3 separate regions of the Homo sapiens genome follow, and all the other regions are linked to region 1. A link is a loop called in an ENCODE intact Hi-C map of the cell type or tissue named here. Cell type or tissue: heart right ventricle. All regions are shown on one strand. Links, peaks and the distances in the headings refer to the core of each region. The heading gives the core; the rest is flanking DNA. Region 1 has its middle 69 kb from the start of MIR3937. Region 2 has its middle 16 kb from the start of MIR1587. Region 3 has its middle 15 kb from the start of MIR3937.

The links. A loop is a pair of places that touch in the nucleus more often than their neighbours do. Peaks named below come from ENCODE experiments on the same cell type or tissue, not always from the same donor. Only the 100,000 strongest peaks of a DNase experiment are listed, where the experiment ranks them.
Region 2: a loop joins it to region 1, with 5 times the contacts of the local background. A loop is called at or near these places in 32 of 110 quality-filtered maps.
Region 3: a loop joins it to region 1, with 3 times the contacts of the local background. A loop is called at or near these places in 5 of 110 quality-filtered maps.

Annotation. Positions count from the first base shown.
Region 1 is chrX:39,724,833-39,735,392 of GRCh38, reverse strand. No RefSeq gene overlaps it. Among named protein-coding and RNA genes, the nearest start is that of MIR3937, 69 kb to the right of the region's middle. RefSeq lists an enhancer at 4,344-4,638. In heart right ventricle, for the core only: a CTCF peak has its summit at 4,483 (motif pointing left); DNase peaks (open chromatin) are centred at 3,442, 4,452 and 7,192; H3K27ac peaks cover 841 bases.
Region 2 is chrX:39,816,170-39,826,729 of GRCh38, reverse strand. No RefSeq gene overlaps it. Among named protein-coding and RNA genes, the nearest start is that of MIR1587, 16 kb to the left of the region's middle. RefSeq lists enhancers at 8,216-9,133, 9,134-10,049. In heart right ventricle, for the core only: no CTCF peak of the experiment used is centred there; a DNase peak (open chromatin) is centred at 5,310; H3K4me3 peaks cover 1,323 bases.
Region 3 is chrX:39,670,913-39,681,472 of GRCh38, reverse strand. No RefSeq gene overlaps it. Among named protein-coding and RNA genes, the nearest start is that of MIR3937, 15 kb to the right of the region's middle. In heart right ventricle, for the core only: no CTCF peak of the experiment used is centred there; a DNase peak (open chromatin) is centred at 5,642; H3K27ac peaks cover 567 bases.

The DNA of each region.
Region 1 (10,560 bases), core at 2,478-7,477:
CTGGCAGCAGAAACATTACAGCGATGATTTCATGTAGAATTTCATTTGCTGTTTTTTTTTTTAATCCCTTGAAGAAGGGGCTGAGCGATTAATGGGTCTTTGAGAGATCAAAGCTCTATGTGGCAAAGAGCTAATAATAATCGTAGCTAACATTGATTGGGGACTTTGTATGTGCCCGGCACCATCTCACAGGCACAACAAACCTTTGAGATAGGCACTGTTTATCATTCCCATTACTGAGACACAGAGAGGCCAAGCCAGGACCAGTGGTCACATAGCCCCAAGTGGTAGCATCAAGATTGGAGGGCATGGTGGTGTGGCTTTGCAGTATTCAATCACCTGGCTATGCCACCTTGTGAAGGTTTGAGGGGAGCACTGGACTGGGAGTCCAGGAAACAGAACAAAATTAGCTTTCAGGCCCTCTCCCATCCTGTGTGCTGCAGCTAGTCAGAGGTCAAGTTGAATTTCAATCACCTAGAAGCTTGAAGGCTGCTGGGTGGGGACTACGCATGGTTAATGTTGCTCTGTGTGGTGCCTCGGCATGGCTCATGGTCCACATGGAAGGCAGCCAAGACTCCATCACTCTTTCATTATCTGAGCAGGTCATTCTGTACCTCAGTTTCCCCATCTCCTTTCTTAAGAGATGATCATGGATACCATTTGTTAAGCACCTACTATGTACTGGCAGCTTTATGTAAAATAGATCTACTCCTCATGGCAATCCTGAAAGGTACATATTAATAGCCCTTTTGAGAGATGAAGAGATTGAGGTTCAGAATTCACTACCTTGGCTCAAGGCCACACAGTGAGTGGTTAAGCAGGTTCCAATCCAGACTTACTTAGACGACAAAGCCCAGGCTATTTTCTACCACCTCTAGCTCCCTCCTTTAAAAAGAAAATAGCTACCATGTGCCAGGCACTTCTTGAGAATGATTTCCTTTCCTGCAACACTCCTGAGAGGTCATGATTATGACTTTCATTTTACAGATGATAAAACAGGTTCAGAGAGGTTTTGTAGGTTGCACAAGGTCACACAGCTTAGTGGTGTTAGGTCTGGTTTTCAAACCTGGGTCTGTCTGTGTCCAAGCTCTCCCTCTTTCCATGATGTCATATATGTGAAACGGCAATTAACTAAACATGCCAATTTCTCCAGATAGCCAGAGGTTATCTGGCTGTTTGTCACCTTTTGAGGGGCAGAAAAAAGGGAATGTTTTAAAAGCTAATGTTAGGAAAAATAGGTGAGACACTTGGGAAAACCCCCTGACTGTAAAAGGTATAAGGCACAGGAGCAAGAATCCAGCAGAGGGTGAGGGACTCAGTCCATCTGTCCATTCATCCATCCATCCACTTGTTCACCCATCCATCCAGCCATCCATCCAACCATCCATCCATCCATCCATCCATCCTCCCATCCACTCATCCATCCATCCATCCATCCATCCATCCATCCTCCCATCCACTCATCCACTCATCCATCCATCCATCCATCCATCCATCCTCCCATCCACTCATCCATCCCTGATCTTTGAGGAGAGACCAGGAGCCTTGGGATGTTCTGCTGGCCTGTCTGCTTTGTAAGTCTGTGTCTCGTGTCCCAGGTGTGATCTCAAGGAAGGGAGGTGCCTCCTGGTGCAAAAGGTAATTATGCAGAGGAACCTCAGGCCCCATACATGGAGGAGGTTCTCCTCACTGACGCCTGACCTCTCCAAAGGGCAGAAAGCAGATTTTATGGACATCTCTAGGGTTTGGGATGCACGTTGGCTTTCAGCTCAGGAAGACACCTGAGGCTGGAGAACCTGAAACAGGGACAGAGATTGATGATTTATTAAGGTAACTCTGAGATCCCCCTATCTTTCTGGGTCCAGGATTTACACCAAAGGGAACCTCCACTTTATCTCTCCTTCCCACACCCATGTCTACATGGCAGATGGGAATTCAGGGTGTAGAGGGTGTGGTGGGGGCAAGGGAGAGGAACAGGAAGACAGTTCATTCAGAACTCTCATGTGGCATTTGTGGCTGCTGCTTCCACTTCATTGATCAGATTTTTCCCAATTTGCCAGGCTTGGGAAACTGATCTGAAAGGTTGCTCAGAACATTTTGGGGATCTGTCCTTCAGAATCTACCCAAGAACATTTGTCCCCTTCTGAGTCTGGTCCCAGCCTCCATGGGGCTTCAGACTGCAGTATGAGCTTTTTAAACTCAGTTTTTCCTCTTTCTATGCTATTGGCCCTGATCCCTTTGAGAACCTTCCGTGGCCCTCACAGCTTTATCTGCTACTTCCCCAGCATGGTTTGACAGTGAGGCCTCTGTTGTGGCATTGGTGTAATCCAGTTCAGCAAATATTTACTGGGCCTGATCCCTGCCAAGAACCATGCAAGACCTGGGAGACAAACGCACCCTGCAGCCAGTGGCCTGGGAACTTCTGTTCGTTAACCCCATCTACAAGGAGACAGCCTTGTGAGTCCTTTTTGCATGAACTATCTCATTTAGCCCTCAACTCAATGCCCATTTTTCAGATGGCAAAACCGAGGCCTTGAGAATTTCCCCTTTATCCTATTTCACTCAGCTCATGCCACAGAGATGAGATTTGCACTTATTTTGATTTCAAAATCTATATTTTCATCACACTCCTTTGACTCACTTGGGCCAAAGCCTCAGTTTCCTCAGATGTGTGATGGGGACAATTTTATTCGCAACCTTAAAAGAATGTTGTGAGAGTCTTTTGTTTTCTTTTCCTTTCCCTTTCTCTTTCTCTCTTTCTCTCTTTCTTTCTTTCTTTCTTTCTTTCTTTCTTTCTTTCTTTCTTTCTTTCTTTTCCTTCTTTCTTTCTTTCTTTTCTTTCCTTCTTTCCTTCTTTCTTTTTTTGAGATAAGATCTTGCCCTGTTGCCTAGGCTGGAGTGCAGTGGCACGATCATAGCTCATTGCAGACTTGAAAACCTGGGCTCAAGCCTCTCACTTCAGCTTCCCAAATAAGTGGGACTATAGGCACATGCCACCATGCCTGCCTAATTAATTTTTTTTTTTAATTTCGTAGAGGTGGGGTCTCACTTTGTTGCCCAGGCTGTCATTTACTTATTGTGATGATGAAGTGGGGTCTGGAAAGCTGCTCTGCCTTGCGGAAGAGTTAACTGATCCAGGAGCTTATTACAACCTCAGGAAAGCCCTTGCTGAGTAGGCACTTAGAATCTTCATAGTGAGCGGTGCTGCTAGCTCTTCTTCCCAACACTGGTGTACTACCGCAGCACCTGGAACCCCAGAGGGACATTACTTCTATGCTTTGATTCCTTAGAGCTCCATGAGGGTGTCCAGGGGAGGGGGAGAGTCAAGTATATCACGGACTGTTAATGAAGGCCTTCAAGATGATCTTGTAAAAATCCAACCCCATCATGATACAGTGTGGAAGCTGAAGCCTGGAGAAGGGCTGGGACTTGTCCAAGACCACGCAGCTGTTTCTTGGCAGAACTGGAGTGACCAGGCGGCTGTTAGGACTTTCCCTGTGGGACTCTGGGGTTTGTTGATCAAGTTCAAGTCTCAGCTTTTCCAGCATGAAAATGCACGGCCTCTGAGAAATGACACAGGGAAGGTGCCTGCAGGAAGAGGAGGGGAGAAGAGGGAGAAAAGTCAGGAGGGATGGGAGTCCTAGGCACTGCCTTTTGAAAAACATTAAATATGAGAGTTGATATAATCCAGGGGACCTCCAAACTGGCGGAGTGCCCCAGGACTCCCACCTGCAGCAAGCTGGGAGTCTGGCACTGGAATCTGTTTTATAAATGAGTTCCCTGGGTTACCGAAGCACGCACTCTGGCCCAACCCCTGACAGAGGGGCACCTGAACCCTGTGGGGCCAAGCTGGTTTGTCACCCAGCTCCTCCCTGGTGGGGCAGGTCCCACTGTCCCCTGCAATAAGGTCAGTCCCAGTCCCTCCCCCCACCTCCATTTCTCCAGTTGATCACGGTCCTCCTTGCCCACAGCCACCATGGACCCCATGACAAACACACGAGGCTCAGGCCTGGAAGATCTATTAGTGCCACTCCTGTCACCGCCCGCAGAGCAGGAGGAGAGGCAGCCAAATGCTGTGCTAATTATTCTAGCTTCCAGCAGGGTCTCGGAGGTCCCAGCCATGGTAAATCTTAACTTTCATGCTATGGTGCACCGGGATGCAATTTACTTCAAAGAGAGCATAAATCCCCACTGCGGCGTGTATCAGAGGAGTGTTACATAAAAGTGGCCCATGTGCTTCCCACCCTGGCTGCCTTCTCTCGCTCCCCTTCTCTCCCTCCCTCACTCTCTCCTCGTAAGTTTGAAAAAGCCAGCCCGCGGTTGGTTACACATCTCGCACGCAAAAACATTTACACACACGTCTGCTCCCAGCCTTATAAATCACCAGGCTTGGCGACTTGGCAGTGGGAACACAGGCGAGCTCTATTTTTACCAGCCCCATCCGCAGACAGCCCCGGGGGCCCCTCCTTTCCTACAGTGACACCTACTGGTGCTAGCTTTGGCCAAAGGCAGCCTTGCCGCTTCAGACCCATTTCTCAGGCTTTGGAGGATGGTAACTGATCAAGGCCTGGCCCTTCCCCCAATTCTTCCTCTGCTAACCCCTTCCAGCCTCTGGGGAATTCCTCCAGCCACAAATTCCACCCAGGAAGCCCCGCCCCACCACCAACGCCCTCAACCAGGCTTGACATAATAATTACCTTCCACAGAGCTGCGGACTGCAAGAGGCAAGGCCAGCACAACTCATTAGGATGTCAAAGGATCAAGGGAATTGGGGAGGGGACTGCCTACCAGGTCACCACCCCCCCACCTTCGGCCCCAAAAGCAAGGTTCCTTCCTGTAATGCAACCTCCTGGGGGGTTGTCCAGTTGTGTTTCAAGCAATTACTTCCCTGTGAAAGACATCTGTTATCTTCGCTGACACACACGAGACTGGCGGCCGATGTGGTTTCTGCGAGGGGCTTGTGAATCCTGGCATTGTCATCGCAGCCCCGGTTGGGAACGAAGGGGGTGGGGTGAGACAGAGGCACGTCTGTCTCCCATCCCCAGGCCCCAGCCCCAGCCTCCTCCCAGCGACCTCTCCGGAGGCAGCCGTGCCAGGTCTAATGCTCCTAATGTCATCTTTGCAGATCCATTTGTGATTCCTTGATGCTGTAATTACTGCGGCTCCACTCCCCTCGCAGCAGCTGCCATTAGCTGGGCAGACCGCAGGCTGCGGTGACGTGGCCTTGGCAGCCTGGGGGGCCTCTGAGGGTTGGCTGGGGTGGGTAGGACCCTCCCTGCAGGCCCAGAGCTGCCAAGAGGCCCAGGGAGGCTGGCTGAGCTGGTCGAATGCTGGCCTTTAGTGGCTTTGCCCTGAGTGTAACCTCCTCCCACTTCTCCCCGCAGTCAGTCGACTGTGGAAAGTGCCCCAGGGTGCAAATGCCCCAGGGTGAAGGGTGAATTCTGCACAGTTCCAACTCAGCCGCTGACACACTGGTGACCCTGGGCAAGTCACAGCCCCTCTAAGCTTTGGTTCCCTCAATCATAAAAAGGACAGGGTTGAATTCCCCAAGAGGAGGGGAGGTAGCTTCCCTTCCAGCCCTGACTGGGGATCCCTCTTTTTTCCTATCTCAGCACCTGGAAGGACCTGTACAAATGATGGGTGCTTTTTTAGAGGCCCAGGGAGGTTATCAGGTGCATTCTTGGGACAGGAATGAAAAACAAACACCCTAGAATCCTGCTGTGCCAAGAACCCAGGCCATAATCTCAGAGACAATCTATCTATCGCTTTCTATTCTAGCACTTTGCTTCTCAGGATAGAAGCCCTGGGGTGGCGTAAAGGGCTAACCTCACCTGCACTCAGGCTTTGAGGGTAGGAAAAGAGGGACTATGATGGACTCGAAGAAATGAGAGTAGAATCAGATGCTGAAAAAAGACAAACCAAAGTTTTGCTCATGGCCCTTCACTTCCCCATTCTCCTCCCCATCCCCAGTGTTGCCCTAATGTCACTGCTACTGATAAAAGAATATTGTGTTCAAGGCTGGCTGACAGTGAAAGTGGGTACTGTACAGAAGTCAGCCCCTTGACGGTTTTGAAACATGGCAGGAAATTCTCTGACACTTTTCTCATCCAGAGGCAGGTTCTCTGGTCCTTCCCCTTGAATCCGGGGTGGGGGGTGGGGGTGGGTTGTAACTGCTTCAACCAAAATACTACTGAAAGAGTGATGCTGTGTGGCTTCTGAGACTAGGTCATAAAAGGCCATGCAATTTCTGCTTTGTTTGCTGTAACATTCATGCTTGGAGCTCCAAGCTGCCATGTAAGATGTCTGACTCGTGGCTACCATGCTGGGAGGAAGCCCAATCCACATGAAGAGGCCACCTGTAGATGCACTGGCCAACTGTTCCAGGCTTTGAATTATTTCAGCTCAAGCACCAGACATATGAAGTGTGTTAGGCCATTCTTGCATTGCTATAAAGAAATACCCGAGACTGGGTAATTTGTATAAAAAGAGGTTTGATTGGCTCACAGTTCTGTAGGCTGTACAGGAAGCATAGCACCAGCATTTGCTTGGCTTCTAGTGAGGCCTCAGGAAGCTTTCACTCATGGTGGAAGGCAAAGCAGAAGCAGACGTCTCACATGGCAGAATAGGAGCAAGAGATGTTGGGGGAGAGGTGCCACACGTATTTAAACAACCAGATCTCGCAAGAACTCATTCACTATCAAGAGGACAGCACCAAGGCATGAGGGATCTGCCCCCATGACCCAAACACCTCCCACAAGGCCCCACCTCCAACATAGGGGATTACAATTCAACATGAGATTTGGACAGGGACTAATATCCAAACTGTATCACGAAAACCTCCAGACGATTCCAGCCCCTGGCCATTGAGCCACTTCCGCCTTCCAAGTCTTCCCGGCCAAAGCCCCAGACATTGGGGACCACTGACAAGCCACCCCTGCTGGACTCTGTCTGCATTCCTGACCTAGGGAATCTAGGAACGTGCTAAACTGGTTATTTATACCTTTAAGGTTGGGGTACTTTGTTAAGCAGCAATAGATAACAGGAGCCCCTTACACCAGGCTCCTGCCTGGCATCTAGCCTAATGCATGAAGACATGGACACCTGTTTTCCATAAAGGAAGCAGGAAGTTTTCTAGAAGGCTAAGAATGGCATTGGGCCAAAGGATCTGCTGTGTGGGCTGTACACTTAGTCCCCGGCTGCAGAACTCTGCCCGGTTCCAGAGGGAGGCTGAACTCTGGGCATGCCTGTCCTTGTTACCTCCGGTGTTAGCCTCAGTATTTGAGTGAGATCTAAGAGTTGAAGCCTTCCTTGTTTCTGTTAAAGTCTCATTTTATTTCTGATGTAACCCAGAAGCCTCCTAGCTGAGGCTGGGAGAAGGAATGAGAGATGTCCTGACCCTTTTATTCTCCCCTAGTTTGTAACTTGGGCCAAAGGGGGATGGCTTTAGGAGGGAAGGAGAAGGTGCTGGGGGATGGTGGAAGACAGTGCCCATGAATAGGCACACATTTTTTCATGGTTTATCTGTTGGAGGACAGAGGACAGATTCCCACCCGGGCACCGAGAATGTCATCTGGCAATGAGATGTACAAGACCTTGGCTGCCACTTTATAGTTTCACGAACGAGTGTGGGTGGGAGGCACATTTGGCTGCCTGTGGCGAGAGTCAGCCTGCTGGTCTGTAACTTGTACAATTTACAAGGAAATCAGATCTGTTTTATCCATCCTTTGGAACCATCAAAAGACCGACGGTGCATTCAGTTGTGGGCTATCCCAGGATACACTTAAACATTTTCTAGAACTTATAATCCTAGCTCAATTTTACACATAAAATTCAATCAACGACAAATTCCAGTTTGCTATTTAGAATTAGACAATTTTGTGCTAGAGTGCTCTGTTTTTGATCAAAAAAGCACCCGGGAGCCTAGATTGATAAATAATTGGCCACAGGGTGAAAGAAAGCAACTTTGAGGTGAAAATACAAATCTTGTTTTTAAGCTTGCTTTGACTTGCTGTCCAATGCAATTTAGCAATTCTCATCTTTGAAGGGACACATTTTAGCTAAGTGGTAAACCTGACCATGAGCAAGACCCTAAAAGCCACTGAAGTTGATTAGTTGGGATAAAGATTTAGAACTGAGGTTCCAGAGAAGAGGAGAAGAACAATTAACTTCTCAAAAGAAGGTAATATGAGGGCTTGGGGCAAAAAGCCTGAGGAAACATATCTGTCTTGGTGGCCCAATGGAAGTGGCCTGGGGGAAGCAGGATTTGTGCCTGTAATGCACTGATGTCCTTTTGGTGCTCATCCTCTTCTCTTATGTCCTAGGAAGCGGCCACCTGTCTCCCAGCTGTCTGGGACTGTCTGCTGGAGCAAGTGACATCACAGTGACCAGAAACCACCTCCCCTTTGTCTGGAGCAGTTATGATGTCATTCCCTCTGGCAGCGAAGCAGGATGTTGGCAGCTGGGATTCCTCCGGGTCCTCCTGAAGTGATAATTGCCTTAGATTTTGTTATAAAGTGCAGCTGCTAATTATCTTGTTAAATCACAGCCATATACTTTTTGGATCTTTTTTTCCTTTGCAATCCATTTAAACAATCTGGGAGATTAAATAAAACCACATACCCCAAACAAAAACAAAAACACAACCCAGACACACACATACACATGCACACTCACACACATATTTTTTCTTCCTTAAAACACCATAAGAACAATTTTTTAAAAATGAAAAGGGTACAGATATGGCATAATTAGATTACTTCCATTAAAAAGCCATCATTTCAACATCCTCATATAAATATCTGCATCCCGTTGCATATTTTAGGCAATTGCATAATAAGCCCCCAAGTGAAAAACAGAGCAAAACTCATTTCCTGACCACAAAAGGAAAAAGGAGTCACTATGTGCTCTGAGTTCCAAGGAGAACTGGATTACATTCCTCCCACACAGACTGGAGGGAGATGGAGTTCATTGCTCCAGGGGAGAGAATTATGACAACACTTAACCGCTGTGACCCACGCTGCTCCAAGCTGCTCTGCGCCTCTCCACGTCGTTGGCCATTAGAAGCATGCAGCTCCCACTGAGGTCGGAGGAAGGAAGGAGAGGACCTAGCCACCTCCGTTTGGCTGGGATGCTCCAGGCACGTGGAAAAACCTGTCCTGGGTTTCAGCATCAACAGGTGAATGAATGTCAGGTGTGACTCGAGCCTCCTTACCATTACTTGTGATTGGCCATTTTCAGACTTCTGATTTTTGTGGTCCTGCTGGAAGTTTGCCCAGCAGCAGCAGGGGGAAAGGAGGGAGGTGAGCATGGGCACGGCCTGCCAGCCCCTGCACACAGGGAGGCTGAATGGTACAGCCCAGACCTGGGTCTGCATCCTTGCTGAGTCACTCCCAGCTCAGGCTCAGTTTCCTCGTCTGTAAAGGCGGAATCATACTATTTCCTGCTTCATAGTATGGTTGTGAGGGTTAGGTGGGATCATATTGGAAAAGCACCTATGCAAGGATGGCACTTAACCAGCAGCAGAGCTAAACCACTGCTGTGGATATGTTGCAATGGGGCCCCCAAATTATGAAGGCCACGCTTTGGTTCTTTCTTTTTCAGGACAGGGATAGAGGATGGAGGTGGCTTGCCTCAGGATGGGGACTTGCTTGCCAGAGAGGCCAAAGTTCAGGCTCTCTTGGGCCCCAACCAAGGTGGTGCTCAAGCCCAGCCCTTTACAGCTGCCCTGGGCTGTGACCACCTTTGGCAAGGTCATCTCCCTTCCCCTCTTCAGCACTGGCTCCTCCAACCAGAGCTGTATTCTGCTCAGCCAATCCTTCTTGCTCGGGGAGAGTAGAGTGACCACCTCCTTAGGGGTGTCCAGACCTGCACTTAGTCTTCTAGCCTGGCCTGAAAATAGGTGTCAGGTCTGAGGCAGGCCATGATCCCCGTGTGTGCGTGTGCACCGGTACTGTAGCTCCTGGGGCATTCCCTTGCAACTTCTCCCTTGTGGGCCGGAGGCTTCTCCCCAAGCAAACAGCTGGGGAGAGCTCTGTGAGCCCCAGTGAGTTACCCTGCCCTGCCCAGGTCAGCCTTTGGGTGGGGAGGATAGGGAGGTTGCCAAGGTGTGTCTCCTCCAGGGTCAAACTGCTCCCCCTCCACCACAAAATGCAAACAGAGGCAGAACCCCTGGTATAGAAAGCATCCATTTGTGTACAAAGGGGATGTGGGGGGAGGGCAAAGGGTTGTTTGCAGGTTGGCTTGTATATACACACACTATGTTTGTCAGGAAAGATAAGAACCCAATAATATTGGCTGCCTCGGAGAAAGGTAACTGGGTGGGTGGCTGGGATAAGCATGGGAAGGAAACTCTTCATTGTCCACTTATTTGTATCTTTGGGATTTTGAGCCATGTGATCATATGAGCTATGTAAAAATAACAAAAAATAAATACATACAAAGTTGTATACAGATATATATAAATACATATACAAATACACACACACACACACACACACACACACACACAGTAGTAGATATCTGTTTTTTGTGCCTACATAGCAACCTGATTTCCTTTTTGGG
Region 2 (10,560 bases), core at 2,429-7,428, 91 kb before region 1:
CTGGCTGCAAACATTAGTTTTCAGGCTTTTGAGCTGAGACCACAAATCACTTTGCAAGCAGAGAAAAAGTCTACTTTTTGCCTTGGGCATCTTGGACAGGAAGTCAGGCTGTGGCAAAGAAGAGCATCAAACATCAGGGGCACCAGATCATCACGGGAATCAGATGATCACCATAGCTGTGGAAATGAAGTTTCCTGGTGAATCCACGTCATTTGCCTAAGATCACTCAGGTGCTGACCAAAGCCCCCATTTTGGAATCCTAATCTGTTTACCCTCAATCCAATGCTTGCCTGGTCACAGTGTGGCAGGCAGGTTCCTCGGCACAGGTAAATCCTGGCACCTGTGTGTGCCTACATGTCCCAAAGCCACAGAGATGGAAAAAGTAAGGCCTGGAGGACTCTTGAGATGACGTGCTCCAGTCCACCTCATTTGCTTGGCCACTGTCTCCAGGACAACTTTGTTCCAACCAGTCCCTAAAGGGTCACAGTGCAGGAGTTGAGCAGCTGAGTTTTGGAGTCAGGCATGCCTAGGCCTGATTTTGAATTCCATCAAGCCCTGATGGTATGACCTTGTGCAAGTAATTTGTCCTCTCTGAGCCCCTGTTCTCATCTGTCAAGTGAAGATAATAATGGTGCCTACCTTATGGGACTGCTGGGAGGGTTAGTGAGACAATGTATGGCAAGTATTTAACAGGGGACTCAGTAAAGGGAAAGTGTGTGTGTCAGTAATTCTGTACTGTGTCAGTTGGGTCCTCCAGGAAGCAAATGCTAAGATGGAATTAGACATGCAAGAGGTTTACTGGGGGAAATGCTTATGGAAGATGAAGTGAGGAGGGAGCAGGAGGAGGTGGGGAGGGCCTTCAGGCCAGGAAGCAGGTCTGACTCCTATGAAGGGAGAGGGGAAGGAAGGAGGGGCTGGTAGGGAAAGCCTCACCCCTCAGTGCAGCTCAGAGAGTCTCAGCCAGGTCCATGGGGAAGTTCTAGCGTAAAGATCACCTAGAGAAGTGATCTAGCCTGGATTGGCCATACTCAGTCACTGGAAGTGCATGGCCTTGCCCTAAAAGGCAGAGCCTGAAGGCACCCACGGCTGGAGGTTGTCAACTAATTGCACTTGTAGAAAGTTCTGTGTGCAAGAGAGATCTGAGCAATGGATCTCCAAGATGACCGTGGTCCCTTCCAAGCTTCCTTGCAGAGTTCCCTTCTCATGCAAATGGGTAAACAAAAAGCCTCAAAGCTGAACAGGTTCAACTTCAACAGGTTGAAGATAAAATGCACGGCCCCCAAGGCAAGCCCCTTTCCTCTGGGCCTCACTCTGCCCCCAGCCTGGTTCCTCGCAGCCCTCCTTCTCTCACCCCTTCCGCCCAGTCTGCATTTCTTCCTGCTCATTGCCACTGCATGTCTGGGTTTTTGCTCATGATATCTTTCTCCCCGGAATAATCTCCTGACTTGCTCACCTGGCAAACTCATTTTGTCTTTTCAGATCCCCTGCAGATGTCACCTTCTTTGTGAGGCCTTTACCAACCTCGAACTCCCCTGTGTGCTCCCACCCACCCACTGGGTCCTCCACTGAAGCATCTGTCACTTACTTGTTTAGCTACAGTTTCCCCCTTAGGGCATTTCTTCAACAAATATTTACTGACCACCCATCATGTGCCTGGCACAAGCACAGGGATGTGATGATGGGCATGGGAGCTTGGCTTCTACCCTCACGGGACAACCAGTCTGCAGGGAAGCCTGGTAATTAAATAGGCAATGGCAAGAAACTGACATGTACAGTCCCAGAGATTGTTTAGGGCACCACAGGGACACATGGCAAAGACAACCAATCTCTTCTGGGATGGGGGTGTCCGGTAGGGCTTCCTGGAAAAAGTAACTTTTTACCTTGAAGCTTCTAAGGTGATTTCATTACGTGGGGAGTTCATTTCGTGGGGAGGGGCTGGGAAGGTGGGGAAGAAAACGACATTCGGAAAGACCTAGGGTGTGGACAAGGTGCGGGTATGGGAGAAGAGGCAGTGGCGACAAATCCATGAAGAAGTTTGGCTGTGAAGGACCAGAGAAAAATGCAGTGGGGGTGGGTGGGGGTGGAGTGGGAGGTAGCAGGAGATGAGAGAGAAGGACTTGTAAATGGCTGATGGGGAGGGTGAAGCCGAGGACCTGGGAGAGGGCAGGACTAATCTCTGGAGTTGCACTATACAATACAGTAGCCACTAGCAGCGTTCAGCTACCTAAATGAACTAAGATAAAATAATTTATCCCCTTGGTGGTACTGACCACATTTTAAGTGCTCAGTAGTCACAGGTGGCTAGTGGCTATTCTATTGGACAGCACAGAGATGGAACAGTTCCATCACTGCAACTGTTGTGCAGCGCTGCCCTAGAGTTGGAGCAGCTAGCATCCAGAGCCCAAGAGTGGGATTGGCCTTTAGATGGGTGGAAAGACACCTGGAACCAGAGGGTAGGCAGACAGGATGCTGTGGACAGACGTGTGATGGCAACATGCTGGGGTGGGGGAGGTCATGGTCTCTGTGAAGTGGAGTGTGGGGCTGAAGTCAGCTGAGTGGAGAATGAGGGAAGTAACTGTGTGTCGAGAGCTGAGCAGGAAGATGCAGGATTCACAGGGCTGGTGGTGGTGCTACTGCTTAGCAAGGCTGAGTGATTTCCTCCTGCTGGGCTGGGCCTCCTGGGAGCAAGCCTAGAGGAGGGCAGGAGGGCCTGTTGGATTTATAGTGGGCTGATGTTTATCCAGGCTGTGCTACTGGGACAGGGGAGCTGAGGATCCTCAAACAGGTGGCTGCAGGGATGGAGCACAGAGCTTAGGGCCTCAGAAGAGAGTTCACTCTGTGTACTGTGACAAGGAGGTTTGTGGTGTGCCTAGGTAATAGAGGACTGGAGAGAAGTCAGTGGAATGGGGGATTCAGCTATCTATTGGGTAGCAAACTACCCCAAAACTTAGTGACTTATATCAACATTTAGTTTGTTCATGAATCTGCTACTTGGCTGTACTCAGCAGGGATAATTTGTGCTTCACTCAGTGTCAGCTGGGTAGCTTGAATGGTGATGCAACTTGGCATCAAGTGGGGTGGCTCAAAGGCCGGGATTGGAATCATTTGAAGGCTTGCTCTTTCACCTATCTGGTGGCTGGTGCTAGGTGGTGGCTAGGACATTAGCTAGGGCTATTGGCTGGAACACCTACACTTGACCTCTTCATGTGGTCTGGGCTCCCTTACAACATGGTGGATGGGTTGCAAGGGTGACAGTCCCAAGAGAAAAAGAGAGAAGGAAGCCATGTAATCATTTATGACTTAGACTAGGATGTATGTGGCTACATTCTATTCGTGGAGACAGTCACAAAGACCCACCCAGGTTCAAGTGGAGGGGAAAGAGACTTCTCTTGAAGGGGGTAGAGGCACGGTGCTGGAATAGCATGTGGGACCAGAAACATTGCTGTGGCCATTATTTGGAAAACACAATATGCCACAGAGTCCAAGAAGTGAAAAGCCAAAGTCTTATCCTTTCTCAGGACAGGAGAGGAAGAGGTTTCACCAGGTTCAAATTGTTTCAATTTGTTCATGCAGCTAATATTTACTGAATACCTATTATGTTCCAAGCTCTGTTTTAGGTGCTGAGGATACAAAATGGATAAAAATCCCAGTCCTTGTGGAGATGACATAGTAGTGGGGGAAGAATCACAATAAACAAACAAGCAAGTGTTGGCTGGGTGCGGTGGCTCACGCCTGTAATCTCAGCACTTTGGGAGGCCAAGGTGGGTGGATCACCTGAGGTCAGGAGTTTGAGACCAGCCTGGACAACATGGAGAAACCCTATCTCTACTACAAATACAAAAATTAGCCTGGCGTGGTGGTGGTGGGGCGGTGGGGGGGCGCTCCTGTAATCCCAGCCAAGGCAGGAGAATTGCTTGAATCTGGGAGAAGGAGGTTGCAGTGAGCTGAAATCGCGCCATTGCACTGCAGCCTGAGCGACAAGAGCAAAACTCCGTCTCAAAAAACAAACAAAAAAACCAAGCAAGTGTTTATTATGTTAGGTGATGCTAAATGTTATGCAGGAATCACAGCCAGCAACAGAAAGTAAGCAGATGAAGGAAGGAGGGTAGGTGGAGCAGCTTGGGCCTCCCAGGAGCCGCTCTCCGCAGGGTGGAAGGAGGAAAGTCTCTAAACTGCAGGAAGGAGTGGGAAGGTTTGACCATTCCTTTTAATGTTGTATCCCAGCCGCCTAGCTTGTAGAGCTGGATAAACTTCTGTAAGGTGTAAGAAAAAGAGTCCCTCAGGCACTGAGTCGTTGCCCAAGGTCACCAGCTAGTTAGAAGCAGTGCACGAAGGGCCTGCAAAACAGAGGGCACATTTGACCCCTGACCTAGGAGGACTTGTGCATGCTGTCCGGTTTCTGAGCTAAACATTCCAGAGGGCTTCTTGGAAACTGGTGCCCCCAGGGAGTGTGTCTGTGCTCGCAAGTTTCTGTACCTTCAGAAAGCCGGAGGGTCCCAGTTGGAGCCAGTCCGAGATGGAGTGGGCTCAAGAAGGAAAGAACGTGGGGATTTAATTGGACTCAGCGAACCCTTCCCGGACCAGCCGGCGTAAACTCTCGGAGGCTGTCGCCTGTGCCCGGCTCTCCTCCCGGCCTGGGGCGCTTGGCAGAAACGCGGTCACGGAAAAGGGGTGAGGGTGGCAATCCCGGGTCTGCCCTCCCGTACACCTCCCTGCTAACCCACCCTGTCTGAGAGGCCACGGGGACCAGGCTACTGGGCATAGTGTGAGGACAAGAAGGGATGGAGGGCTCGGGACGGCGGGGACACGCGGGGGCAGTGTTGGGGGAGCTGGAGTAAGAGTGTTCCGAGAGGGGAACTCGGGCGCGGGGGTGCGGGAAGGAGCCTGGGGTTGGAGTGTCCGGGGTGGGGGTAGGCCGGAGGAGGGGTGGTGTCTCGGAGTGGCGGGGCTGGGAACTCCCCGGGCGAGGCTGAGGCAGCATGGGGGGCCGGTGGTGGTGGCGGGGATTGGGGCCCCCGAGGCATCTCTGACCACAAAGGGCCGGGGAGCGCGGCCCGGCGGTCTCAGCGAGCCGTATTGATCGAAGGGCGGGCGCAGCGAACGCGCCGAGAGCGGCTCCATCCATTAGGGCCGCTGTTCGCCTCCAATTAGAAAAAAAATCATTACTCAGCAGCCAGCAGCGGCCTGCGCGCCGCCTGGGACCGCCAGCGAACAAGCGAGCCAGCGAGGGAATGGCGGGCCTCCCCCACCCCCGCGCTCCCACCCTCAGCCCCCGGCGCCCCGCCTCCCCCGGCCCTAATGACAACTATTAGAACTGCCTCCCCGCACCCACCGCCCGGCGAGCACAAAAGCGCGAGATTCATTTGGTAATCGGGGTAATTACAGCGGGGCGCGGGGGCGCACGCGGCGATGGCGGGCGCGCCGGCGGAATGCTAAGGGGCCGGGCGCGCCGCCCGCTCCCACCGCCCCGCCCTCCCCGCCCGGCCCCTAGCCCGAGCGGCGCCCGGGGCCGCGTCTCTCCTCGCCTAAACCCTCCCCGCTGCCGCCGCTGTAAGCGGGCTGCCCCGGGGCTCCCGAGGACTGGAGGAGAAGCCCCCCGCCCCCCGCCACGGGTCCTCTCGTCCTAGCCCTTGGCAGCGCGGCCAGCGGCGCTCCGGACAAGATTTGCCACGTCCGGGAGCCGGAGAACCCCTCGGAGGTCCGGCCGCATAATAAATACCGCGTGCAATGTATTCACTCTGCGGCCCCCGGTTAATTTATACGCCCGCTCCAAGCCGTGCGCCCGCCTCGGCGCGCGCCCCGGCCTGTCGTTCCTATTTACAGGCGCGAGGCGCAGTCCCTCGAGAGGGCTTTTTTCTTTTTCTTTCTTTTTTTTCTTTTCTTCTTCTTTTTTTTTTTTTTTGAGAGATTTAGGATGGATGCAACGTGTCATTAAACCTGAAAGGAACTGTTATTTATCAGTAATGATGTTTTCCACAGGCCTTTTTCCTCACCTGCGCGGGCACAGGTACCACCTGGGTGGTGGATGCGGGGCGGGGGTGCCAGGAGGCCTGGGTGGGGGTAAACTGTGTGCGGGCCTAGCCGGAGGCGGCCGGGGCACCGCTGGAGGCCACCTCTCCAGACTCCGGGAACCCGAGGGCCTCTCCTTCACTTGGAGGCACGGTGCTGCACCCCCGTTGGGGGGTTCCCCTTGCAGAGCTGCCTAGAACAGCAATGTGTTAGGAGACGCCTCCGAAGAGCCTCCTCCTCCTCAGCTGGCAAGAAACGCAGACTCTCGGCAGTGCCATTCTTGCAGCAGAAAGGCCCTGTGTGACTCCAGCACTCGGAGCAGCCGCCTTATCTGGGGTGATTTCCCATCTGCCTCCCTGGGCCCAGGATTTCCTTCCTGCACAGAACTTATCTTGTCGGGAAGCAGAGCTGTGCGCTAGAGGCAGGCCCAGCAAATGGAATGCTCGTTCGGTCTTGTGTTCTTAATGACCCATAACAGAGTCCTCAGAGGTGAAAAACAAAACCCTCCACCCCCTTAACCATTTCTGTGCCCATCCTGGTCTGGGAGATTTCTTAATCCTGCTGCGCCGTCACACGGACTCCTCTCTGGATTTTATCCTGCGGCCGCCGGGTCCAACTCAGCCGCACCGGGACTGGGGTGGGGAGGCGGAGCCCTGCAAGGGCTTGAAGTAGGGACTGCAAACCCCTGAAAGAGTGGGCAAAATTCTGGGTAGATGCATTTTTCCGAGGGGAGAGTTCTTAAAGGGATCTGAGACAGTCCCAAAGGTTAAGAACCACCTGCCATCCCTTTGACCTTGTTGAAGTTTGATCTCGGAGCCTAGCTTCATTATCAGAAAGAACGAGAATACCCCAAAGCAGTCGTTGTGATTAAAATAGTGAGATAATGCTTTAATATTTGTAAACTGTACAGGCTTCTTCAAAGATAAATTATTAATGATGCCAAAGATGGCTGTGTGGTTGTGCGTGTGTGCACGTGTGAATGCACGTATTTGTGAGGTGATAGTGCAGGGGAAGTGTCGGGGGAGTCACTGGGATTATATTATTTGTCCTGAGACCTCCCCCACCCTCCGCCCCTGACCATTTCTCTCTTCCTCAGGACCAAGTGGGGTTGATCTGGAATATTGCCCCTCGGTTTTGAGAATCACCAAGGCTGGGTGGGAGAGATGGGCAGCAAGGTCTTCCTGCTGAAGCCCGTCTGGTCCTCAGGAGACCCATGGCCCCCTTGGGCACACAGTAGCCATCTGCACGGAGTAGGTGGCTACCACATCTTTGTGGAATAATGGAATCAATGACTGGATAGCTCAGTGGTCTTGGGCCAGGCCCACATCCCTTCTGTACTTGCAAGTGGAAAAGGACTCTGGACCCTTTCCAACTGCAATGTGTCTGTCTCTGGTGGTGGAGGCCCTTCGGTATCTTTTTTGATTCCATGTCTACCTTCTAGGAGCTCAAAGACTGAAATAACCAGAATCCAGGGTGTCAAGCATCCCCATAGAGATGGGGACTGATGTGGTATAGTTCATTCCCCTCATCCACACACTAAGAAGCTACAACAGAGAAAAGCTTGACTGAGGTCATGAGACCAGGGTTCAGAGTTCCCCTCACTGATACCCCCTTACCCCCACACAAAAGGACAGTGGCAGCCATGCAAGGGCACTGCCCAGACCTCCCTTCAGCGGAAAAGTTTCTGGAAGAAGTGTCATGGTTTGCTAGCCTCTGGCTGTGGCACCTTCGGGATCTGCTGCAGCATTCTTGCTGAGGCCACCCTCCCCAGGCTGTTCCCGCCCGATGACAGAGCATAGCAGGGGGACTAGAGCTGGGTCATTACTGCCTGACACAGGAAGTTTCTGATGGGCAGTCTGTGCTCTGGGGCTCCCCATCGGCCTGGCTGAGGCTTTCTCAGAGCTGCGCTGCCGGCTGAGGCTCTCCCTACCCACCCCTCCTTCCTTCCCCTCTCCTTCTGCAGGGGTCAGAGCTGCCTCCCGGTCTGAAGTCCCCCCCCCCCCTTTATCCTTCTTAAAAATCTCCCCCAATACATCTCTCACACTTACTCTCTCTTGGTGTCCTCTACCTGGAGGACTCAAATTGCCACAGGGACTAACACGTAGACTCCCATGCCCTCCGGTATTTTAGGCGGGACCCTTGTGTGTTCAGGAGCATGTAAAGAGCCAAGGGTGGAGCTAGGAGCCCTCAGCTACTCCTTTACCCCATTCCAGAAGGTTCCAGGCTCTACACACTCCCCTGTACCCATCTAGGGCTAGGTGGCCAGCTGTCACACTCTGGCAGTAATGCTGCTCATGACTTGTATTTATTCTTCAAGTTGCTCCTGGGTATATTAGGGCCCATCTCTGCCCAGGTCCCTTGCCAGCAAAAAGGCTGGTTCTTACTCACCAGCTTGCCCTGTTGCTCTGGGAAGTCAGTCCCACGGCCAGACCGCCCTCTTTTCACACGGCCACTCTGAGCACCAATGTGAGAGGCAAATGCCAGCCCTGCAAATCTGTACATGGAATCAGAGGCTCTCCAGACTCACGTCCAAAGGTGCATGGGCGGGGCGAGCCAGGAGACGGGGGAGCCCTGCTCAGTCACAGACACAGATGACATGAAATCAGATGGAGGATAAAAAGCATCACTGGAAAACAAAGGAACTGCTAGAGTCCGTGCCTGCTCGAGAAAAAGCAGTCATCAGCCCAAAGATGGATGAAGTGGAGGGCTGTTATTTTTAAGGTGGGGGCAGAGGTCATTAGCTTGAAGAATGTGTCATATTTGGCATCGGGAGGGTGGTTATGTGAGGCTGGAAAGCAAAGCCTGGTCCGCTCGCTCTCTGGCCAGGGAGATACTATTCCCTGGGGAAAAAGGACAGGCCCTCAACTAGCAGAGAGTGGCATGGAGGAATGTGTCCCCCAACCTTTCTAGAAGACAATAAATCTGTGAATTCTTCTCATTGGCAGGGCTGAAGGTTCATGGGACTGAGGCCAGCACCCAGTGGTGGCCTGGGCTGTAGAACTTCAGAAACAGCTAGTGCTACCCCTGTAGGCTAATTGTTTTTTCCAGAACCAAACTTTACTTGGCAGCACTAGGCTATAGCTCCATGGGCAGGGGTTTTGGGAACGGTGCCTTTGGTCATAGGGTATCAGGGTTATCTACAAACCCTCCTGTTTCTGGGAAACCAGCCTGAAGTCCTCATGCCCTCTGCAGCCAGAGGCCACTGGGCGCTGTGGTTCTGCCAGCTTTGGGGTGAGCAGAGGCAGAGACAATGGGGGAGAAACTCTATGAGGACAATGCCTGCCCAGCCTGAAACATCGCTAACAGATGGAAGGATGCAAACAGCAGCATGCCAAGCCTTCAGAGAGCTGGGAGCTCTGCCTGTGATTCAGGGAAGCTCTGATTCAGAGCTCTGAGCGCGTTGTCGCCCGGTGTCCTCAGGATGAAAGGCCTGCTTGGGGGGCTCCTCTAGTCCATCCCTCCCGGCTCCACCACCTCAAACTCTGCCTTCCAGCAGCAATTTCTTCCAGTTCTCCGGGCTTTGCGAGGCTTTTGCTGGGGCTGTACCCTCAAGCCTAAAACCCTCTGACTCCTAAAACTATCTGACTCCTACAACTATCTGACTCCTACTCATCCTTTCGCTTTCAGCTTAAGCTCCAGGAAGTATGGGCAACCCCCACAGTAAACAAAGCCAAACGTTTTCTTTATCTGGAGCCTTTACTATGCTAATGTACATTGTGAATCTTCCGGAGGTTGGTGGGTGGGGGGCAGTGGAGAGGCCGCCAATCTTTCCAGAAGTATTTGGCCCCAAGAGGCCTCCTACCCCCACGTCTATTAACCCTCTCCCAGAACGAGGTGAGGAGGAGGAGCTTGGGAAATGCTCCTCCAAGAGAAGCAGAGCGGAGGCAAAACCCCTCTTGTGGGGAGGTACAGTCCCTTCTGCCCTCCTGTACCCTGCGGATAAACTTACCCCCTGGAAGGAGAAACCAGAATAGCAGCCCAATCTCTTCTTAATGCAGCTGCAGGGTCAGATCCAAGTTTGGGGGCCTAAAAGTTACGTGAATTTTGGGGCCTTCTTGAAGAAAAACAGTGCAGAGGTACAAATGATAACTGCTAGGACCCTACCAGGGCCTTGGAAGGGGACTGTGCGAGTCAAGGCCCTGAACTTTAAGCTTTATTAGCCTCGAGGTAAAATCCACACCTGTGCAGAGGCTTAATTCTGGACATAGGTGTAGCTAAGACACATCCCTCTCCACATCACGTTTAGGTCAACTGGACGGTCTTGGATGGCCCTCCTTTGACTCTGGTATATCTCTGCCAGGCTCCGGCTGGCCTGCCTGCCTCTAGGCCCACAGCCAGCCTGTGGTTTGTTCTACTGGGCCAGCCATGCAGGTGAGTGGTCTCTGGCACATCCTCTTCAAGCCAGCAGACTGGTAGGGGCAGCACCATATTGGCCGGGCAGATCTATTTGCCCTCCCCTCACCCCATCCACTTTCTGTGCCCAGGAGGCTGATCCTTGATCCTTGGGGACTGGATCCCTTGGGCTGCCTTGACCACTGGCTTCTGGTTGGC
Region 3 (10,560 bases), core at 3,681-8,680, 55 kb after region 1:
AGTGTCTGCACCTGAGGGCTTATAATCCAGGCAGGGAAGGAGAGCCAGACCATTTTCAGAATGGTTCCAAATAGCTAGCCACACTACAGGCAGCTTCTTTTGCATGTGACCATATTGGAGACAGCAGAGTACAGTGGGAAGGTTGTGGGTGTTGGTGTACCCTTCCCTCAGACCTGGGTTCAAATCTTAGCCCTGCTTCTTGGTTTGGAGCAACATAATTAACCCTTCTGAGCCTCAGTTTTCTGTTCTGTAAAATGGAGGTGACAATACTTACTTAGGACTGCTATACACGTAAAGAGTCTGGCATAAAGTAGGCTCTCAGTGATGTTCTCATCTGGCGTGTGGTCATCGGGGAAGAGCATGAGAAATAGCGAGTGTGGGGTAGAAAATGACTTGGGGCAGAGCATGGAGGGGGAAGAAGGCTGGTGGAATGGATCCATTCAGGTTGATTTTGTGCCTGGTTGTTCACACACACACAGGTGCACACACACTGCATACGCAACACACACACACACACACACACACACACACACACACACACACACACACAGTACGTGCTAGACCACAGAGCTGGCAGAGAGGTTAGGAATTGGGGAGGGAAGCTCAATGAGAAATGCCAGTGAAGCTTGGTGGCCAACTGTGTCCTTGGTGAGGACTCAGTGCCCCACGCCTCAGGGTTTGGCCTTTGGTTCACTCGCCCCCAAGCCACCGGCTTTCTGCTTAACTAATGATGAGAGAATATTTAACCACCAGTAAGGCCTGGCCACCCACCTATCAAAAAGGTCCCTTGGTGCTCTATTGGGACTGGGCTAGGGCTCCAGAGTTAACCCTTCAGCTGGCAGATTATAGGAAAGTTGGCAGTCTAGGTGGCAGGAGAAACCCTTAGGGAATTTGGGTCGGTGGTTATTTACTAACCTTCGCCTAAGTATTTCAACATCTTTTTTTTTTTTTTTTTTTTTGAGAGGCGGTTTCGCTCTTGTTGCCCAGGCTGGAGTGCAATGGTTTGATCTAGGCTCACTGCAACCTCTGCCTCCCGGGTTCAAGAGATTCTCCTGCCTCAGCCTCCCAAGTAGCTGGGATTACAGGCATATGCCACCATGCCCGGCTAATTTTGTATTTTCAGTAGAGACAGGGTTTCTCCATGTTGGTCAGGCTGGTCTTGAACTCCCAACCTCAGGTGATCTGCCTGCCTCAGCCTCCCAAAGTGCTGGGATTACAGGTGTGGGCCACCGCGCCTGGCCTCAGTATTTCAATGTCTTAACACTTGGTTCAATTTTACCAGTGTGCCTGAACATCAATTCTGAGCCTAAAGCTTGCTTTCAATTTCAGCAGCTTTGCCATAATGCTTACTCTGTGCAAGGCACTGGGAGTGCGTTGGTGTCGAGAGAGAGATATCAATGTAACTGGAGTCTCTTACCTTGTAGTTGGGGAAGCAAATTCCAGCCCCTTGTTAGTGGAGTAAAAATGCAACACTCAGGCCCAAGCTGCCTAGATAAGCAGGAGGCCCAGCTCTCCCTGGGCTCCTCTCCTGGCCTGCCCAAGGCACCCTGCCCAAATTGCTGATCCTGTGTGCTCTCACCTTCTCGCACAGCCAGAAATCAGCTGCAGCTCTTTCACATTGGAGGATTGGTAACCGGCCCTGAAGAGGGTTGCCCCAGAGATGCCGCTGGGAGCAGCTGGGCCCTGGGCAGTCTGAGACTATCCCTGTTTTGTCACCTTCAACCGGGGGCACCAGAGCGTGCTGCTGTGAGCATGCTTGACGTGATTTGGTGGGAGCTGTGTGCCCAGACTTGGCTACTGGCCTGCTACCAAGGGTAGAGCCTTGCCCAGACCACAGGGCAAAGTTCCTCTTGGGGCTTCTTCAGGCCACAGATGATCAGAAATCCTGAAGTTACAGTTGCTCCCAGGGTCACTTTGTCAGGGGCATCCATGTTTTTGGAGGGTTGGGCTGGAATTGATACTTCTGGAGCAGGGACAAGGCTGGCCTAGCTGCCCCATGGGGCCTGGGTTGTCTGTGCTGTGGCTACATCACAGACAGCCTCAAATGCCAATATGAGGACTTTATATTTGTTCAAGGAGGAACTATGAGTCAGTCTCTTTGGGGTGCAAGTGACAGAAACCCAACTCAAACCAGCTACAGCAAAAAGTAGAATTTATTGGTGGAGAGACCTGAAATGTCCAACAAATAGCTTCAGACATAGCTGGATTTAGGTGCTCAAACACTAATTTTAGGGCTCTGTCACTTCATTTCCCAGCCAGCCTCAAGCCACATGGTGGAAAAGATAGCTGCTGGCAGCTGCAGGCCTCATCCTACCCTGGTGGAAACAGTTCTTATCTCTGGGAGAAAAATCCCAAGGAGGGCTCTGATTGGCTGACCTAGTGTTAAGTGCCCAATGACTGTGCCCGGGTATTGGAATACGCTGATTGGCCAACCAGGGCTGAGTCCTGGAGTCCAGTGTATGGGGCGGGTGGGGGGGTCGTGGAAGGCTCAGATCATTTAATGAAATTGGTTGCCCAGAAGGAAGAAAGATTCTTTCACTAGAAGATGGGGTGCTAGGCAGACAATTGCAGTAGTTATCTACTACCGGTTACCAATTGAGCTTTCTTAACTATTGGCGGAGTTACTAAGTTACTAAGGCGGCTTCAGAAGCTTCTTCCGAATGCAGGCTGGCCTTTCAGATTGCCCTGTGGAGGTGCCTGAGGCTGCTAGCCAAGGGGGCTGGCTCCTTTCTTCACCCCCGCCGCCCCCACTCTACCCAGCTGCATCCATGTAGCCGGGCCATTTGGATCAGGAACAAGGGCTCTCCTTTGACTGTCTGAGGCATTCGGGACGGCCTCGTGCTTGGCCAAAGGGCTGCGCCTTGTCCAGATGTCCAGAGGGGATGGTTTCATGTCTTTGACAAGGCTGCCTTTCTGGGCAGGAGGATCTTAAGGAGGGAGATGTCTGCAGCCTGGGCACCGGGTGATAAATGTCCCCACTGGAATGCAGAGATGAATTCTTTAAAAGAAAAAAAAAAAAGGCTTTCATCGGTTGTTGCAAAGACCTCAAACAAGAGGGTTTTCTCATCCTAAACTGCAGGACGGTGTGGAGGAGGGGTGCTGGGGAAACAGGGAGTTGGGAGAGGATGGCCAGTGCTGGTGACACAGACACTTGACTGTGAAGCTCAGGACGCTCACCAGAGCAGCAACCTCTTTTCCTCTTGAGTAGCCCACAGGCGATGGCCGTTCCAGCCTAAGCCTGCCCTCCCGCTGGGTGCGCAGTGGCTGTCTGTTACCCAGCTCTGGAGAAAGGGGGTTGTGTTCGCCTCACTCCCCCCAACCCCCATCCCCTGCACAGCCCCAGAGCTGCGTCCGAACAAATGGCATTGTACAGCAGGGGACAAAAAACGCCTTTCATTCCCCATCCATGCCTAGGGACAAAAAGCTGAGTGTGGCTCAGTTTGCTCTGGTTTAGGAAAGATGGAACTTGTGGTGGCAGAGAAGGCTGGGAGCTAGGGACAAGGCAGGGAAGACTAGAAGACACAAATTAGCTCTGACCACATGAAGGGACTGTGTGACCCAGATCCACCCAGCAAAGAGGGCTGTCCTTTTGGTGCCCCTTGACCTGCTGGCACAAGAACAAGTCACCCATAGTGGGGACTGATGGCTACGTCTCTGACAGTTCCCCTGTTAGGCCTCCTCCCCTGGAGAGAGCCCTCTGGCCTTTACGGATCTCCAGAGGTTTTTGTTTACTCAAATGGTATTTATTGGGTCAATGCACTGTGGTTAGTTAAGCATGGGCTTGGGGATCAGACAGACTTGGTTTCTAAATTTGGGTCATAGTTCCATCTGCATGTCGTTTGGCTTATCAGTTGCCTTCTCTAAGTCTCACTTCCCCCATCTGTAAAATGGAAATAACCATAGCATCCATCGGGTGGTTGGGAGGATCCAATGACACAATCCACGTAGCATAGAGCCTAGCACCTAGGAAGTGTTCAATCAGCATGGCGCATTAAGAAGTACTATTGGTAGCAGTGTTCACAGTATTAGACATTTTGGAGGGGGAAATGAGAATTCAGGAAGTCCCACCTTATAAATAAATTCTGTTCCAAAGTGAACTTGTAAGTCTCTTATTGGGACCTAAAAACACAGTTCCCGTAGAAAAACTGCTAAGAAAAGTTCTGAGGTTCCTGGTTAACCCACAAAAGCCTATTTAACTGTCAATGTACCAGAAATTGCAGAGTGGTGGCTTTAAAACATGGCTGAACATTCTTTCATGCTTCTCCCATTGAGAATTGGGGTCTGTATCCCTTCCCTTTGAGTCCAGTGGGCTTGTGGCTACTTCAGTCACGAGAAAATGGCAGAAGTGATATAATGTGACTTCAGAGGCTGAGTCACAAAAGGCCATGTGGCTTCCGCCATGTTTGTGGAAAACTCATTCTTGGAGGCCTGAGCCACCATGTAAAATGCCTGGCAAACCTGAGGCCACCATGCTGAAGAGGCCATGCAGAGAAGCCCTGGGACCACAAGGTGGTGGGGAGCAGAGAGGAGAGAGGAGAGAGGTGTGCCCTGTGAGTCCCTGTGGGTCCACAGTCATTCAAATCACTCCTCACCATTGGAGTCTTCTCAGCTGAGGTCCCAGACAACATGGAGCAGAGTCTGGCCACCCGTGCTGTGCCCTGTCTGAATTCCTGACCCGTGACATCTGTGAACTTAATACAATGGCAATTTTTTTTAACCACTCTATTTTGGGGTAGTTTCTTATGCAGCAGTAGCTATCCATAGCACTATGCTCTTGTAATGAAGACTCTGGCTACACTAACAGTGGCTAACAGTGGTGAGATCTGGCTGTGTGCTGGGCACTGTGCCAAGTGCATTCTGTGGCTGAACTCAGCCACTCCTCTAGAGCACCCTAAGAGAGAAGCTAGTAGAAAGTAATCATTGTCCTTAAATACAAACACCACCAACTGTAACTTTAAATGGAGAAATTTTCTTATAGCTCAATACTGGGGCTTGAAGAGAAACAGATATTAATTAGCTAGGTCCGAGGAGGCACATGGAAACTTTGCAGTGATTATGGATGGTACTTCTAGACAATTTCAAGGGTTGTTAGAGATTGATGACATTGACTCTTTATTTTATCTAATTTAACTTCAAAACAGCCTTTCTTTTCCTTGGTTCAGTTGTATCTGTTGCAGAATTTCATGTGGCATCACATGGTTTTTGGCTCAAAAATGAAATGAAGAAAAAGAAAAAGAGATTTTTTCCCCCTGTGATCGCCAGCCAGACAAGATTTGGATGAGAGAAAGGTAGAAGGACAGGGATAAAAGAATGAGACAGATGTAGCTTGAGACTCATCAACTGAGCAGTCAAAGTTGAAGAAAGGTAGTAAAAAGCATGCCCTCCCTCTCCTTGGGTTGGTGATGGGATGGCAGGAGAGATATATCTAGATGGAGGGAATGTTTCCCTTGGGGTGGGCTGAGTCATTGGCTTTGATTGCTTACCCCTCTCTGCATTCACTTCCTGGCCATGGTTTCATCACAGGGGGAGTTGTATGTTCCTATCACTTGACTTTGGCCTTGGCCATGTGACTTGCTTGGCCAATGGAAAGGAGCAGAAGGGATGATGTTCTGGCTCGGGGCCTAGGCCTCAAGAGGCTTCATGAGTTTCTGCCTGTCCTCTTGGGTCTCTGCCATCACCCCAGCTTGCACTGGTCCCAGGAGGAGGATGAGAGACTTGTGGAACCAAGCCTCCCAGCTGACCCACAGTCTTGTGAATAAGAAATAAATGCTCATTGTTGGATGCTGCTATGATTTTGAGATTGTTACATAGCAACAGTTGACCCATACACGAGTAATCCAGCTTATTTAGTATCTGGAGCAAATGTGAGTTACTGGAGGTGGGGCATTGAATAGATGGGGAAGGAATTATTCAGTTGATGGCTTTGTACTGTGTGAACCTAACTGGACTGAATTATGTTTCCCAGAATTCCTTTCCTTTTTCTTTCTGTTTGGGGTTGGCCAGAAGTGAAATTTATGTGCGATGTGTGGGTGGAAGTGAAGCAGCAGCCATTCCTATACTCTCACAGTTGGGAGGAAGGCTGGCAGGCGCTGTCACAGCTCACACGTGTTGTCACTGATCTGTGGACTCACCTTGCTGGTGTGGGTGGCAGCAGGGCCCACAGCCCCTCCAGTGCCTGCCAGAGCTCCTCCTTCGGCTTCTCGGAGTTCTGGGGCTGGCGTGTGTGTGGCTACATGGTGGATGGCACTGGCCTAGCCTGCAGGTTACCCATGCCTTTGAGGTTGGAGGTATTGAGAGATAGATGCAAGTCCCAGTTTGTCCTCGAAGGCTCAGTTTGTCCTTGGTCCCCTCCATTTCACACCCATCTTCTCTTCCTGAGTGCTGCCCACGCTGCCTTGAGAGCCATCACCAAGCACAGAAGCAGCAGCCTTCCCTAGACTGCTGAAGCAGCTCCCTCACTGGGGCAGGGTTGATGTCTATGATAACTCCTGACTCTTTAGAGCACTTAGAGTGGTTCTGCTTCCCTGGTCAAACTCCAGCTGATACAACCAGTTAGGCAACTGAACACAGAAAACATTTGCAAGTCTGGTGTCCCTAACCACCAAGGTGCCACATCCCTGCATTTAAGGAAGTCTTACTGAGGGGAAAAGACAGAACATGATGTGAGGTGTTAGGCCCTTGAGCTATGTTCCACAGCCCCTGCAGTGGTCTAGCCCAGCCCTCCACCCTGTGGACTGCAGAGGAGGACAGGCAGCTGGAGGGAGATTACCGCTTGGAGCGGGGAGAAATTGGAGATGGATTTTGCCTCTAGCAGCCTTAGAATTGGTCTCTCTAGGCTTCTAGGCAGTGTTATTCCAAAGACAAGAGAAAGCCAGGGAGAGTAATGTGGAAAGGAGAGAGAACTGCGGTCACTCTCTCATGTGGAATCTGGATGTAAAACTTGTTTGGTCCTTCCCATCTTCCTGTGGACTAAGAGCTTCTGCCCCACAGCTCGTGCCAGGGCCAGGCTGTGAACCAGGCAGCCAACAAACACCACTGATTTTGGCCTTCCCTCTCAGGGGGCTTCTCTTCTGTTTGTTACACTGTCAGTGTTCACGCTGCCTGCCTTTCAGATAGATGCATGTTCAGCCACAGCTAATTTGGGATTTGTTTCTCTAAAAGCATTTAGAATTGTTTTTGCCTAATGCATCAGACTTAAATCCTGGGGCTAATTAATACCAAGGCATGAGAAAGAAAGGAGAAAGTCAGTTAAAATGCTGAGTAGAAATGAACTGGAATAACCTTGTCTTCAGCCTGACCCTTTTGCAGTCTGCATGTGTTGACGAGATCATAGCTGGTGCCATGCTTGCTTCAGACGTTGCCTCCTGCCCAGGTGGGCAAGGGACAGGAAGAAAAGAAGTGGTGTGTGTGTATGTGGACAAGTGGGTGGTATAAGTGTGTTGTGTTTGTTTTGTGGGTTGCATGTGCCCTGTGTGTTGCGCATGTTATGTTTATATGTTGTATATGTCACATTTGTATGCATTGTATGTGTCATGTGCACTACCTGTATTGTATGTGTGTTGTGTTGGTGGGATTTAGGTGTTGTGTGCATTCCAGATTTGCACTGTGTGTGTTGTATGTTGTGTGTGTGTTGCCTATGGGCATTGTGTTTATGTATTTTTTGTGTTGTATGTGTATGCTGTATGAATGAAAGATTTTTACTGCCAGTTCCCCAGAGCTCTAGGGGCTTGAAATGAGCTTTCAAATATAAGACTCATTGTATTTGGCTTGGAATTTGTCATCTTCATTGAAATCAGTGCGGTGTTCCCATACACTTCAGCCTGAATGGAAAGGGGTGGGGACGAGGGCTGGGCTGGGTGTGAAGCTGGAACATTTTGGGGTTCTCCAAATGCTATGGTCTGAATGTTTGTGTCCCCCTAAAATTCATATGTTGAAACCCAACCCCCAAGGTGAATGGGATTAGGAGGTGAGGACTCAAGATCAGTAGATCTTGAGGGTGGAGCTCTCATGAATGGATCAGTGCCCTTAGAAACCTCAGGGAGGTCCCGGGTCCTCTTCCTTGATGTGAGGACACAGCAAGAAGCCACCGTCTATGAACCAGGGAGCGGGTCTTCATCAGATACCAAATATGCCTGTGCCTTGATCTCAGACTTCTCAGCCTCCAGAATGGTGAGAAATACATTTCTGTTGTTCATAAGCCACCCAGTGTATTGTATTTTGTTATAGTAGCCCAGTCCAACTAACACACAAAAGAAAGTCTCTTTCAGCTGGAATTGTCTGTATTGGGAGGTGAACGTTTGGGGCTCCAAAGGGAGGTGGTGAGAAATGGTTTAGAAGTAATGCCCCAGGGATGGGCAGTGCTAATGCAAGGACCCAGTAATTGGATGAAGCACAGTGGTGAAGGAAAAGAAAGGGGCCCTAGTCCTGGCACTCACATTGCAGGCTTGGCCCAGCCCCTCACTAAGGGTGAGGGGGCCTCTTTCTTTGAATCCACAGGGAAAGGCTCTCATGCAAACCTGGGCCTGGGATTACCATGAAAGTTCTCTGTGCTGGGCAGTAGAATGAGCTGTTGGCAGAAGGAGTCAGGAGTCAGCACATAGACCCAGCTTTGGCATTGAACAGCAGTGTGACCTTGGTCATATTCCTTGTCCTTTAGTCTCTGTCTTAGCTTGGGTTTCTCTAGAAGACACCTGGAAACAAGAATTCAAATGCAAGCAATTTATTTGGGAAGTAATCCCAGGATGGCAGGGAAGATAAGGAAATTAATAAAGGAGGAATTATCAAATTAGTTTCTACTGTGGGAAACTGGAGGTCGGTCCTGCTGGGGATCTTTGGAAGACAGTGCAGAACATGCCACAGTGACATTTTGATGAAGGGGTGAGGGAGCTGGGGTATTCATACACCAACACCTGTCAGTCACTGGTTGCGGGCTGCTCCTGGAGCAGCAGCAGACATTAATTCCTAGCATTTCTGGCCTGCTGCAAGTATAGGCAGGGCAGGTGCCAGGGGCCAGAGAAAGCCACCAGGCAGAGATGAGTCCTGGCAGTGGGAACTCAGGCTGATCTTCACCAGAACGGGAAAGCAGAAGAATGGAAGAGTGGAGCGTTGATAGTCACTACATTTTTCTTTTCTGTAAAATACGGAACTTGAACCATATTATCTTTAATGTTTCTTTCTATCGTAATACTCAGTGACGTATGAAATAATAATTCTTTATTCCTTCTTTCTCTTATTGATTTAGTAAATATGTGAGCATCTACTATGTGTCAGACACTTTTTTTTTTTTTTGACAAGATCTTGCTGTGTCACCCAGGCTAGAGTGTGGTGCTGTGATCATGGCTCACTGCAGCCTCAAATTCCTGGACTCAAGTGATCCTCCCACCTGGGCCTCCCAAAGTGCTGAGATTACAGGCATGAGCCACTGTGTTTGGCCCAGACTCTGGTCTTGATGCTTGGGATACATAGAGGAGCAGGCAGACAGGTAGAGGACAAGCCTGATATAAGCCTGTGCTACAGAAGAAGTTAGAAGCCAGGTTGGGGTCATGACAAACAGGGAGGTGGAATTGACTCTGGCTGCAGCAGTCAAGGGTGAGGCAGGAATCATTGATGGAGGAGCAGGGATTTGTCAGGGGACAGCGGGGAGAAAGGCATTTGAGGAGGCAGGAATAGTATTGCAGTGGCAGAGAGATGGCATAGTTGGGAAGCTAAAATAAATAAAGAGATGGCGTGTTTGATTGAGGTGGCCAGAATACTGAGAGCAAGCCAGAAAATGTTAAGAGCAAGGTTGGATAAGTGCACAGGGCATGGAGGACATTGGGGCCAATGTCAAGGATCTCTGTTGTTTGTTTTTTAAATTAGAGACAGGGTTTTGCTATGTTGGCCAGGTTGGTCTTGAACTCCTGGCCTCAAGCAGTCCCCCAGCTTCAGCCTCCCAAAGTGCTAGGATTACAGGCATAAACCACGGCACCCAGCCAAGGATCTCTGTTTGATCTTGGAGGTGCTGAGGAGCTCTCAAAAATGTTTGCTCTAGGGAGAGACAGGGTGGGTTTGCCTTTCAGAAAGATCACTCTGATCACAGTGGGAGGGAGTAAAATCAGAGGTGGGGTGATCAGTAGATAAATGTATTGGTCAGCTGCCATAACAAAATACCACAGGTGGTTTAAAGAACAAATATTTATTCTCTCACAGTTCTGGAGGCTTGAAGTCCAAGATGAAAATGCTGGCAGGGGTGGTTTAGGGTGAGGCCTCTCTCCCTGGCTTGTAGACAGCTGCCTTCTTGCTGTGTCTTCACATGGCTGTGTGCCTGTGGGAAGAGAGAGAGTGAGCTTTAGCATCTCTTCCTGTTCTTATAAGGACACCAATCCTATTGAATTTGGGCCCCACCCTTATGATCTCCGTTAACGCTAATTGCCTCCTTAAAGGCACCATCTCCAAACTAGTCACACTGGGGCTCAGGGCTTCAGCATATGACTTTTAGGGGGCAGAGTGGACAAAATTCAGTCCATAACAGAAAGTTATTGTTTCTAGGAGAGAGAGAATGAGGGACTGAGCTTCAGCAGT